Linked DNA regions of Mus musculus: all the other regions are linked to region 1. The links are chromatin contacts, found by Hi-C or POLR2A ChIA-PET in ENCODE. All regions are on one chromosome and are shown on one strand. Each heading gives the region's core, a stretch centred on a gene start or an enhancer-like site at or near the end of the contact. The rest is flanking DNA. Distances are from core to core; before and after follow the strand shown. Region 1 holds the start of Clk4 (CDC like kinase 4). Region 2 holds the start of Phykpl (5-phosphohydroxy-L-lysine phospholyase). Region 3 holds the start of Zfp2 (zinc finger protein 2).

Evidence for each region. A loop is a pair of places that touch in the nucleus more often than their neighbours do. ChIA-PET counts read pairs that join two places held with the same protein, here RNA polymerase II (POLR2A).
Region 2: POLR2A ChIA-PET joins it to region 1 with 22 read pairs in Patski. The contact joins the promoter of Phykpl here to the promoter of Clk4 in region 1. POLR2A ChIA-PET finds 5 or more read pairs at or near these places in 3 of 5 experiments (Patski and embryonic stem cell).
Region 3: a loop to region 1 is called in a map of regulatory T cell, with 2.7 times the contacts of the local background. The contact joins the promoter of Zfp2 here to the promoter of Clk4 in region 1. A Hi-C loop is called at or near these places in 1 of 37 maps with a recorded cell type or tissue (regulatory T cell). POLR2A ChIA-PET finds 5 or more read pairs at or near these places in 3 of 5 experiments (Patski and embryonic stem cell).

What each region holds. Positions count from the first base shown.
Region 1 is chr11:51,261,716-51,264,897 of GRCm38, reverse strand. It overlaps Clk4 (CDC like kinase 4), which reads right to left and starts at 1,784. Exons shown (of 13, transcript NM_007714.6): 1 at 1,629-1,784. It overlaps BC049762 (cDNA sequence BC049762), which reads left to right and starts at 1,894. Exons shown (of 3, transcript NM_001382322.1): 1 at 1,894-2,265. The coding sequence starts at 2,241.
Region 2 is chr11:51,583,126-51,586,728 of GRCm38, reverse strand. Phykpl (5-phosphohydroxy-L-lysine phospholyase) reads right to left here and starts at 1,948. Exons shown (of 13, transcript NM_028398.3): 1 at 1,850-1,948; 2 at 1,097-1,215; 3 at 9-168. The coding sequence starts at 1,908. It overlaps Col23a1 (collagen, type XXIII, alpha 1), which reads right to left. Exons shown (of 29, transcript NM_153393.2): 29 at 2,804-3,603.
Region 3 is chr11:50,914,803-50,918,385 of GRCm38, reverse strand. Zfp2 (zinc finger protein 2) reads left to right here and starts at 2,210. Exons shown (of 6, transcript NM_001044698.2): 1 at 2,210-2,277.

The DNA of each region.
Region 1 (3,182 bases), core at 535-3,034:
GCCCAAACTCAAGCTTTAGAGAAACACTCATCTTCCTATTTCCACTGGAGTTCTGCTGACATATTCCTCCTATTATCAAAATTGTATTTAAGGTTTTAGTTTGATTAAGGCTTTTTTTTTTTCTCTTTAGAGGGGGTGAGGGGAGGGAATTAAATTCTGAATCCCAAGCCACCGGGCTACAGGCTAAGCACTCTCAAAACACAGCAGCCCAGTGTACAGCTTCTGATGACTCATCCTTGTGACTGGCCATTAGGGTTTCACAAGTCTTGGTTGCTTGCTTCAAGTTACCCCCTCCCCCTCCACTTCACATCGCTACAGCCAGTTTACCTCTCACAGGACAAATCTCAACTTCTCAAGTGACTAATATGCAAACCCACCTATCAGTGGGTCCTTGTCCCAATAGGCCCCGACTAACATTCCCCATCCCTCCTCTGATCTCTGGCCGAGTTCGGAAATACTTTGTTTTTAGGCAGGTGTGGTGACACGTGCCACCCTAGAGGCAGAGGCAGGTGGAGTTCTGAGAGACTTCAAGGACAGCCTGGTCTGCACAGCGAGACCTTGTTTCAAACAACCAACAAAGAAATATTTACTTAGGAGGCAAAGTAAAAGATTTCTGAGCTCATGAGAGCTTTCATACACAGGAAAGAAAAGCTACCTCAAAATATTACACTATCTCTAACACTTAAAAATCATGCTACAATCCTCTGTATCCTTTCAATAAAAGATACAATGGAACCCATATGTATACGCTCATACTAGAAATATTATTCTCCACCACGTTTTAGAAGTTTCAGTCTCCCATTTAAGTGGGGGTACAAGAGGCCCTCGGGTGCGTGTTCAAAATTAGGCCAAATATCTGCAGCTTTAACATTAGACCAGGTGACAATCGGTCCACTGGTTTAGAGGGTTGGCTACTTGAGCAACAGAGCTGTCACAATGTAAATGCAATGTTCGCTCTCTAATTCCATCACTCAGCTCTCTAATCCCATCACTCAGGAGGCAGAGGCAGGAGAATCTCCTGAGTTCGAGTCCTGCCTGGCCTACATAATGCCTGGGCAATCGGGGCGACCCAGATCTAGGGGGGGCTTGGGGTGGGGTGACCGCCTGGCATGAAGGACGAACCTTCCTTCCCAAGTGTGATCCTCGAAGCTGGAGGTGAACTCCAGCCGCTGCCTGGCTCGCCGCAGCGCCTGCCCTACCTCTTCCGGGCAGCTGGCCAGGGCCCTTAGAGCTGAACAACAGAGCGAATAGCGGACTTTGGAAAAGGCTCCGGTTATGCAAACGGCCGAGGCCACAGACAGGGGTGAGTAGGGGGTCGGGGTGACTTCGACTCTGGACGGCACTAGTACCGGGGATGCGTCCCGCCAAGGGTCTCCCCGCTGGTTCCTGCGATGGACGGCCGAGGCCTTGACAAGAGGTGAGCGAGGCCCAAGCTGCCGGACCGCACCGTCGGGCGAACCCGGGGCCTGCGGGCCTTGACTCGAGCGGCGAAACCGCGGCAGCTCGGGTGTTGTCGCCGCCGGCCGAGAGGCACCCCGCCAGCCCCGCGGACGCATCCTCCCGGTGCTGACGCCCAAAGCCCACTCTCTCCTCAGACACCTGGCTCCGCGCGACACTGCCCACCTCACCTCCGCAAAAGCAAGCGGCCTTTTGGCCGAGAAATGTCGCCAAACCGCCGTCGTTCCTCTCCAGCCGCTGCGACAGACACCGACAAAATGGCGTCCGCGCCGTCACCCTACAACCTCCTCAGGTGGCTCCAGCGCCACCTACGCCGAGCCAGCGCGCATGCGTCACGAAGCCTCGTGCCCGCCCACAGATCGTGCAAGGGGACGAGGGGTCTGTGACGTCAGGGACGGCGGGGCTTGATCAGCCACACTGCGGCTGCGCAGCGCTGGAGGCGCGGGTAGGACGAGGTTCTGTCCGCTTGTCAGGCTGAGGTTCTTTCTGTTCTTAGGTGAACCTGGAAGCCCGCCTTAAGTCTGCGGCGCGCGTCGGGCTCTCGAAGAGTTTTGCTGGGCGTGGCCACGCTGGGTAGGGCCAACCTCTGACCTTTTCCCATCAGCTTAAAGTGGGAAGCTCATCGCACTCCATCTACCAGTCGCCCCTCAACCTCAGCTCCAGGTAGAGCCACCAGAGCGCAGAGTCCCCGAATGCTCCCAGCTAGGGCAGCTCAGTGACCAGGATATGGCTGTCACCTGGCGCTTCCGCTCTAAACTGGATTTGGAGAAGTTTACCTGAATATGCCTCTAAAAACAAGCGTAGCAGGTGCTTACCCTTCTCTTTCTCTTTGCCTTCCTCTCTCTCTTCCTCCTCGCCTTCTCAGCCAGCAAATCGAAAGGAATGGGGAGGTTTGTCCTAAGACTTCTGACAGTATTCTTCCGGTTACAACCATGGCAGCCTCATGATTTTCTACTACAGTTACTCAACAAACGGGCATTTGTGGTCAGACTTTTTGGTTTTTTTTTCGAGACAGGGTTTCTCTGTGTAATCCTGGCTGTCCTGGAACTCACTCGGTAGACCAGGCTGGCCTTGAACTCAGAAACTCACCTGCCTCTTGCCTCCCAAGTGCTGGGATTAAAGGCGTGCACTATCACTGCCTGGCGACATAACAAATTCTTAATATATATCCTTTTTTAATTTCAGAGAACTGGGCTTTTGTGGTGCAGGCCTGTAATCCCAGCATTTAGGATTTAGAAACAGGAGGATCAGGAATTCTAGGTCATCCTGGGCCATATAGCAAGTTCAAGGCCAGTCTGAGCTACATGAGATCAAAACTCAAAAAACAAAACTGCTGAGAATCCAACACCATAATTACTGTCTAACCCAGTAGGGTTGAACTTCTTCTGGTCGTCCTATCTCTTATCTCCTTCCTCCAAGAGCTTGAAGCATAAATATGAGCTGTCATAACCAGATTAATTAAATACTCTATGCCAATCACTTTATAGACAGTCTTAGTAATCTAGACAACTCTAAGAGGTGATTCTTAGCTCCTTGCTTTAATGACAAATTTAACTCCTGAAAATACCATTCAAACTTTGCTAGCTTACGGTTTCATTGTCATACTTACTGCCTCCATTCATGCAACAAAGTAAAAAACAACTTACTTTTTTCTTAATCAGTTAGAGAAAAGTATTCTGAGTCCATCTTTTGGCAAGACCAAAAGGGTCTGTCTTGAAAAGGCT
Region 2 (3,603 bases), core at 699-3,198, 320 kb before region 1:
TCACTTACCCAGAATTCAAGAAGTAAAACACAGAGAGCTGCTCCGGCAGGGTCTCCGACAGCCTCTGGGCATAGTCCACGATGTTGTCATGCAGGTAGCGGCTGTTGGTGTTGAGCACTAGGTTCTGTTCATGTGCGGCTTGGACCACGGTAGGGTGGCAGTGCCCAACTGCAAGAGGGGCATCTGCATCAAGTGGCCGACGTCACCCAGCCAGCCCCACCAGATGCCCCCTCCGCTCTATCTGCAAACCCATCCAGGGGAGACGAAGTTAACGAAGGCAAAGTGGAAAGAGGGGAGTTAATGATGGGGCGGGGGAGCCCAGAAGAGAGTCCAGCAGAAGGAAAAGAGGGTCAGAAATGCTATCTAGAAAACAAAGGTTTTTAGAGAGGTATTTTGAGACTCAGCTGGAGGGGCACTGTCAGAGGGTCAGCCATGGCATCTGCATTCTTAGAGCTCACGTGCCAACATGGTCAAAGCAAGGTAGCAATAATTAACACAATTACCTACAACACCGGGCAGTGAGTTTACCAAAAAGGCCCAGGATTAAGTCATTTCTCCTGAGACAGGGTCTCTCTGTGAAGCCCTAGTTGTCCCTGAAACTTGCTATGTAGGCGTAGGCCAGGCTGGCTGTTAACTCAGGAGACCCCCCTGCCTCTGTGCCCTGAGTGCTGGGAGAGTCCTGGGTTTTAACCCTTACCTGCCTGCAATGTGCCTTCTAACAGCTGTGGTAGCCCAGTTGGCTGAATTCATACTAAAGTTTCCTATTACCCCTATAGTAGTCAATAGAGGTGAAGGCCTGCTGTCAGCACCCTGCACGAGGCCAAGATGAGCACACTACATTTGTGGTCATGGATGGGTGGACTGTATATATGCCTGGTTTGATGTGAGTTCCACGTGGGACGTGCAGCTTGGACCTTGGCATGTGAACCTCTCAGGCCTGCCTGGTTTAGCACAGCTATGGTGTGGAGTCTTTTCACAAAGACTGGGGTGCCCCCCTGAGCATCCGATTCAGTTCTGTTCAACCCAGGCTATCAGTCAGATCTATGGCCTCAGCCTCCTCCCCTGTCTCACCAAGGGTGAGAGGCGTCATACTGACCATGAGCCACGTTGTTGATACAGTCCAGGTACTCTCGCCCTTGCTCATCGTACAGGTACTGCCCTTGGCCTCGGATAATCTTAACAGGATCCTCAGGAAAAAAGAGTCTGCAGGAAGAGCTGTGGGGACAGGCAAAGGATCGACAACCCTGTCTGAAGACTGACCTCCACTCATTACAGCCCCCTTCACTCCTTCCTGATTCTGGGATGGACAAAAGCTTGCAGGGCACGGTGGAACTTCCCTGCCTCCCCATTCCTGTGAACAGGACGGAGCAGAAAGTTTCTGAGACAAAACTAAGCCTTTGTGGCCCTCTCAGTTTTGCTTGCACACTGAGACTCCTCCAGTCCCAGTGAAAAGGGCTTCGGAATGGCTTCCTGAAGAAAACCCCCTTGTTAGGAGCTGCATCTCAGCCCCTAACATTCCTTGCCAACCCAGTGGCCTTGCTGTCCCCGTTAGTAATGGCTAGCTCCAGTCCTAAGTTCCAACCATAAGCTTCTCTCCACGTGGCACCGAGGATACTCCTCACAGGCCAAGAGCAGACTTCCTGTAACCCTGCCCGTGACATGACTGCCCCCCAGGCCAGGCCCAGCTCCTTATGCAGGTGGCTGCCAGGGGCAAAGCTCGCTCCACGGGACAGGGGACGCCCCGGAGTCGCGGGGTGGTTCACGGCCGCTTCTAGTAGGCTGAGGGAGGCGGGGAAATCAGGGACTCGGGGTGGGCGCTATACGCGCTTTCGGAGCCCACACCCGGTACCTGAGCAGCCGACGTCTCAGGTCCAGAGTGACGGCCTTGGCGCGCGTGTCCGCGGCCATGGCGCCGAGCGGTCAGCCAGTACCCAGATGCTGCGCGCTTAGCTCCGCCTCCGCCCGCGACGTCAGCTCTGGGTGGGGCTTCAGTGCTGGTCCCGCCCCCAGGAGCTCCCTTCCCGGGCGTTTACGGAACTTGCAAGCGAGATAGCTTGCAGTTCACGTCATCACGGGCGGATACTCTCCGCTGATCCATGGTCGGACTTCGCCCTTCTCTCCTACGCCCGAGGTTTCCCTCCCAGGAATGTGTCCCCAGACCGCCAGGTGGAGCGGGACTCTAAACTGCGGCGGGGCACGCCCGAGCAGGTTGCTGTCTCTGCGCTGATAACGTGACACCCTGTGAGGGTAAATTACTGGCACCCTGGAAGGACAAAGGCCTTCCTGGCATGGCGCTGTAGAGTTCGGTGCCACTGCTGGGGCAGACCACGGAGATCTCTAGAAATTCTTGCTAGGATTAGACAGGATAAACTTGACATGTCGCTACAGGAAGAGAATTTTGCAGTGGGCAGATAGGAAGAGGTTTGGAAAACTTCTGAGTCCTACCTTATGTACTGTGCAGGAAACAGGCCCAGAAAAGAACGGCTTTGCTCCGAGGCACACAATAGGCCCGCTGCAGAGGCCGGACTAAAACAAGGTCTCCTGAACTCTTACCTAGCACACTGAGTGACAAGAGACCTCTGTGGTCCCGGAGGTGGGAGAGAAGGGATACTCCCTTATGGGTTGAGCGCTGGAGCTGACTGTCTTGATGAACCCTGGAACAAAGGCCTGAGAAGGCCCCTCAGCAGACTGGGGCAGTCTTGTTCACATGCCAGCCCGCTGCCCCATTCTCCAGTAGCTTATTTCTTTTCTTCCCTAGAAAACTGCAAAATGCTTACAGCACTTATTAAAGAACAGCTTTGTATTCTTGTGGTTTTTGTTTGTTTTTATTGTGGTAAAATATACATAAAAAAACAAGCAATTTTGAAGGGTACATACAATTCAGTGGCATTAGTACATTCTCAATGTTGCATCTTGTCACCAAAACCCAGTCACAGAGCCCTTCCATCTTCCCCAACTGAGCGGTATTTCATGTTTTTAACCATAAACCTACCTAAAAGTCCATCTTCCTGCTCAGAAAAGGCCTATCCTTCCTGTCCTTGGTCCCATCCTCTCTCCATTTTCTGGCATCTGTCCTTTCAAGGCAACCCTGGAGGCCAAGAAGGCACAGGCTGAAAGGAGGAAGGGACTGAACAAGACTTGGATGTAGTGGGGGGCATGGTGGTGCAAGCCTGTAATCCCAGCACTTGGGAAGCTGAGGCAGAGCTGCAACTTTGGGACCAGCCTAAGTTATGTATTGAGACCCTGTCTCAACCAACAAGCAATCATTCCCCTGCCCAACCCTTGAATCCAGAGCAGGGTTTCCTCAGCTGGCATTCACAGTGAGCAGCTTCACTACTGGGCGTGTCCAGTGTCCTGGATTTCAGGTGTATGCTAACCTCGACTGTCTTCTGAATGCCAGGAGTGTCCCCCAATCCTGTGACAACTCAAAGCTTTAAGGACAGGGAATCTAGTAAGGTCGCTTCTCTCAAGCCTCAGAGCCATCTGTCCATGGGGACAGTCATCTCGTTGGTTTCTTTAGCGGCATGGAACACAGGATAGTCAAGGACTCAATAAACAGATACCTCCCTTCCAGAATTATTTGACTTACAAATAATTACAAAG
Region 3 (3,583 bases), core at 961-3,460, 350 kb after region 1:
TATAGGTGTCTATCAAACTTGTTAATTTTGTTTTTCAAAGATTCCACATTGGTAGTGTTGTTTTTGGTCAGCCTTTCTATCAGTTCCTGAGATGATAGAACAGAACTTGAGCCCTCTACATGAACAGTCACAATTCTTAACTTCTTAATCTCTCAAGCCCTCAATTGTGACATTTTTCATTTTCCCATATTTTTAAATAGTCCAGACAACTATGAAAAAAAAGCCAGACACTACCAGTAAAGAGCAATAAATTTTTATTCAGTATGTTGGCAATAGGGGTAGCCACTTGCATTAAACAAGAGCTCATCTCTGAATTAAAAAAAAAAAAAGCCAGCTGGAGACTTAAGCCAACAAGGAGAGGGCATAGTGGACACCAAAGAGGAGCTACCTGCTAAAGACAGCTCAGTAGTCCCAGAGCTGTGCACCGCAAAAGCAGTCAAAATGGCGGCAGGCCTCTTCTCACAACCCATACCATGTGAGGTGTCCAAAATGGGGACTCCTGTTAAAATGATGGTACCACCTTGCAGCCATCACGGGAGGTGTTCACAGTGGTGCACGCCTTTCCTGCCTCAGCAGCCTCAGCAGGAGCTGGCCCTCAAGAACTGTTCAACATGGCTACACCTTTCCTACTTCTGCCTACTGCCTTCATGAAGAGCTGTCCACGGTGGCAACACCTTCTTTGCTGCCTCAGCCCACAGCCTTGGTCAAACACCACTGCAGGAGATGTCCATAATGCCAGCACCTCCTCTCCAACCTACAGAGACGGTGCCTCAGTCAAAACCACCAGCGGCTGGGAAAAACATCTAACCCATGGGCCTGATGCAGGGAAAGGGGGGGTGAAAAAAGCCGCCAATTCCTGAGCTTCCCCCCCCCCACACACACACAGACACACAGACAAAACATCAATCCTTGAGCAGAAAATCCACTAATCCCTGAGCTCCCCAAATTCAGGACTTGAAATCCCACCAATCATCACTCTGGAAATCTCTGCCCTGGAAAGCCCCGCCCCCTAAGAGATCCTATATAAGCACTGCCACTTTGTCTAATTCCCTGTTGTCTGTTCCCTAGGATAGAGAGCAGCCATCCCTGGATTCATCCCTTCACACCCTGGTCCATCCAATAAATCTCTTTCATGAGATTCTTATGCCTGGTCAGAAGTGAAGAAGAAAAGAAGCAATGAAGAGAAGAAACGATGAGAAGGAGAGGGACTGAGGCTCCTGAGCTCCGCTGAGGACGCCATGCCCTGGTAGCTGCATCGCCTCTGCTGAGGAGGCTTCCTCTTAGAGCTATCTAGTTCCTCAGCTCCCATGTCTCAGGGTGCCCTTCTTTTGGGACATTGTCCCACCTCAGAGCTGTGTGGTTCCTGAGCTTCCGAGTCCCAGGAGATCCTCCCATCAGAGCAGAAACACAATGTCAAAGACCTAAGACGGAAGGTGTGGGATAAAAGCGGAAGGTGTGGGATAAAAGGAATTTGGGCACGCACGTTTGGCTAATAGGATTTTTGAGCCTCGTCAAAAAGTGGCCTCCAGATGCCCGTCCGACATTTGGTTCGGAACATAGTCTTTGTTGCATGGAATAGAAGTTTTACAGGCTGAAGCGAGGGGGAAAGGACCAAAAGTATAGAAGAAGGACTAGTTGGGAAGGATGGAGGTCAGTGAAAGAAGGGCACATGAATGAGGGTCGCTGGGGGTGAATGTGATCACAGTGCACTGTATTCAAGTATCATGATGTCAGATTTTAAAGAAAAAACGTTAAAAAACAAGCGGCCAGACAAGAACCCAATATTACAGTTTGTAACCTATCTTTCTATCCTAAGATAGGATGGAAATTATCCTAAGATATTCTCCAAGTTCCAAAGCCGTGGATGCAGCCGAAACTACCTTAGCACCCACGAGTTTCACTCACAGAGGTGGCTGGTTTTCCACAGTAACAATTCACCCAGCCAGTGCATCATTTACTACCTGGTCACAGAGCGCCGTGAAGTATCTACATTACATTAGTAGCTTACCTCTCATCCTAACCTCATGCAAGGGGGTGTCCAAGGTTCTCTTAATTTAGGAAAGGAAAAGGTTCTAGAACCAGTTTCTTTAAGAAAATAAGCTTAAGGTGGCAAACCTTGCCTGAGCACTAGGGGAGCAATCGCTGGCCCGCAGCCCTGCGGTTGCGCCTGCGCAACTGGAAGCCCTGTCGAGGGCTCATGGTCTTGTGGGAAATGTAGTCCCGCGCGCCCAGTGCGGCTGCCTGTGCCGCCAGCCTCTGGCTTCTTCAGTGACTGTGGTGAGTGCGCTTCCTCGGGCGGGTGGTCCACGGGCGGGGAGGCGGAGGCGTTCCCACTGGGAGCCCGGGGCTCTGGTGCCAAAAGAGCAGAGCCGGCCAGACAGAAAGGTGATCCTTCGTCCGCAAGGAGCACGAAGTCGCAGGTGCGCAGCTCACGCGCGCGCCAGGCCGCAGGACACCCTAACCGAGACCCCCCAGCTCGGTATCCCCCCGTACCCCGGGGTCATTCGCGCCCGACTGCTCTCCAGCTCTACCTGGCCGAGCAGCTCTGGTTCGGTATGCACTATGAATGCGTGGTAGACCCGCTCTCTGAAGCTTGGCAGGGCACGGGACCACAGTCCGGGGCTCTGGCCATTGTGTGCACCGCTGCTGGGGACCCGCCCTCTGCCTGCGAAGGAGGAGCTTGTAAAATGAGTCCTGAATAAGCAAGAACGTGCCCACCCTTTCTTTAAGTTCATTATTGGTCAACTAGAAAAATGTACGAGCGAAATCATTCGAAATTTGTCCTAAAGTCCATGTATTGTGTTATATGTATAAATAGAAACCTTTTGCTTCCAAAAAAAAAAAAAAAGATGTTAGTGCCTTTCCTCCATTCACCTTTAAAAATGGAGTTACAAAAGGCATTTTGTAAGATGCTTGAAGTGCATCTAAACCACCACCCAATGGAGATGAGAATAGCCTTAAGACACTAATTTTTAAGAGCAGTTAAAGCTGTCATTTTCACGAATGGTTCCCTTTGGACTTTTGGGCTTTTTTGTTTTTGTTGTGTTTTGTTTTTATTTTAATATTGGACATGGTACAGTTATGTCATTCTTTGTATTGCCTCTTTCCACAAAACCTTGTAGTGAAATTTCTAGGTCAACGTTATAATTAGACCTTTGGGCATCTCCTGTCTTATTCTTTCCAGAAAAGTAGCAGTTTCTAAAGATGGTTGCGGTGTTAAGAGTGACTGACGCCCCACATCAACTGGAAGTGCTGCTAGTAGCCTCTTAAGCTTTGGAGAGGTGCAAGCTAGGTGTGGTAGTGTGTGCCTTGAATCCCACAGAGGCAGGGGGATGAGTTTGAGGCCACCTGCTCCACAGAGTCTGGGCCAGCCAAGGCTACTTAGTGAGAAGACCCTCCTTCAAATAATATCCTTATGCTAAACTCCAGCCCATTTTATTCCTAACTTTTGCATCTGTTGTACAAACAGATGAATCTACAGAAAAGTTGCATATTGCTATAGTCATATAAACCTACATTTCACTTGTATGTATCTATGGCTGCATGTATGCATGGGTACAGGTGCACATATAGCCACATTCAG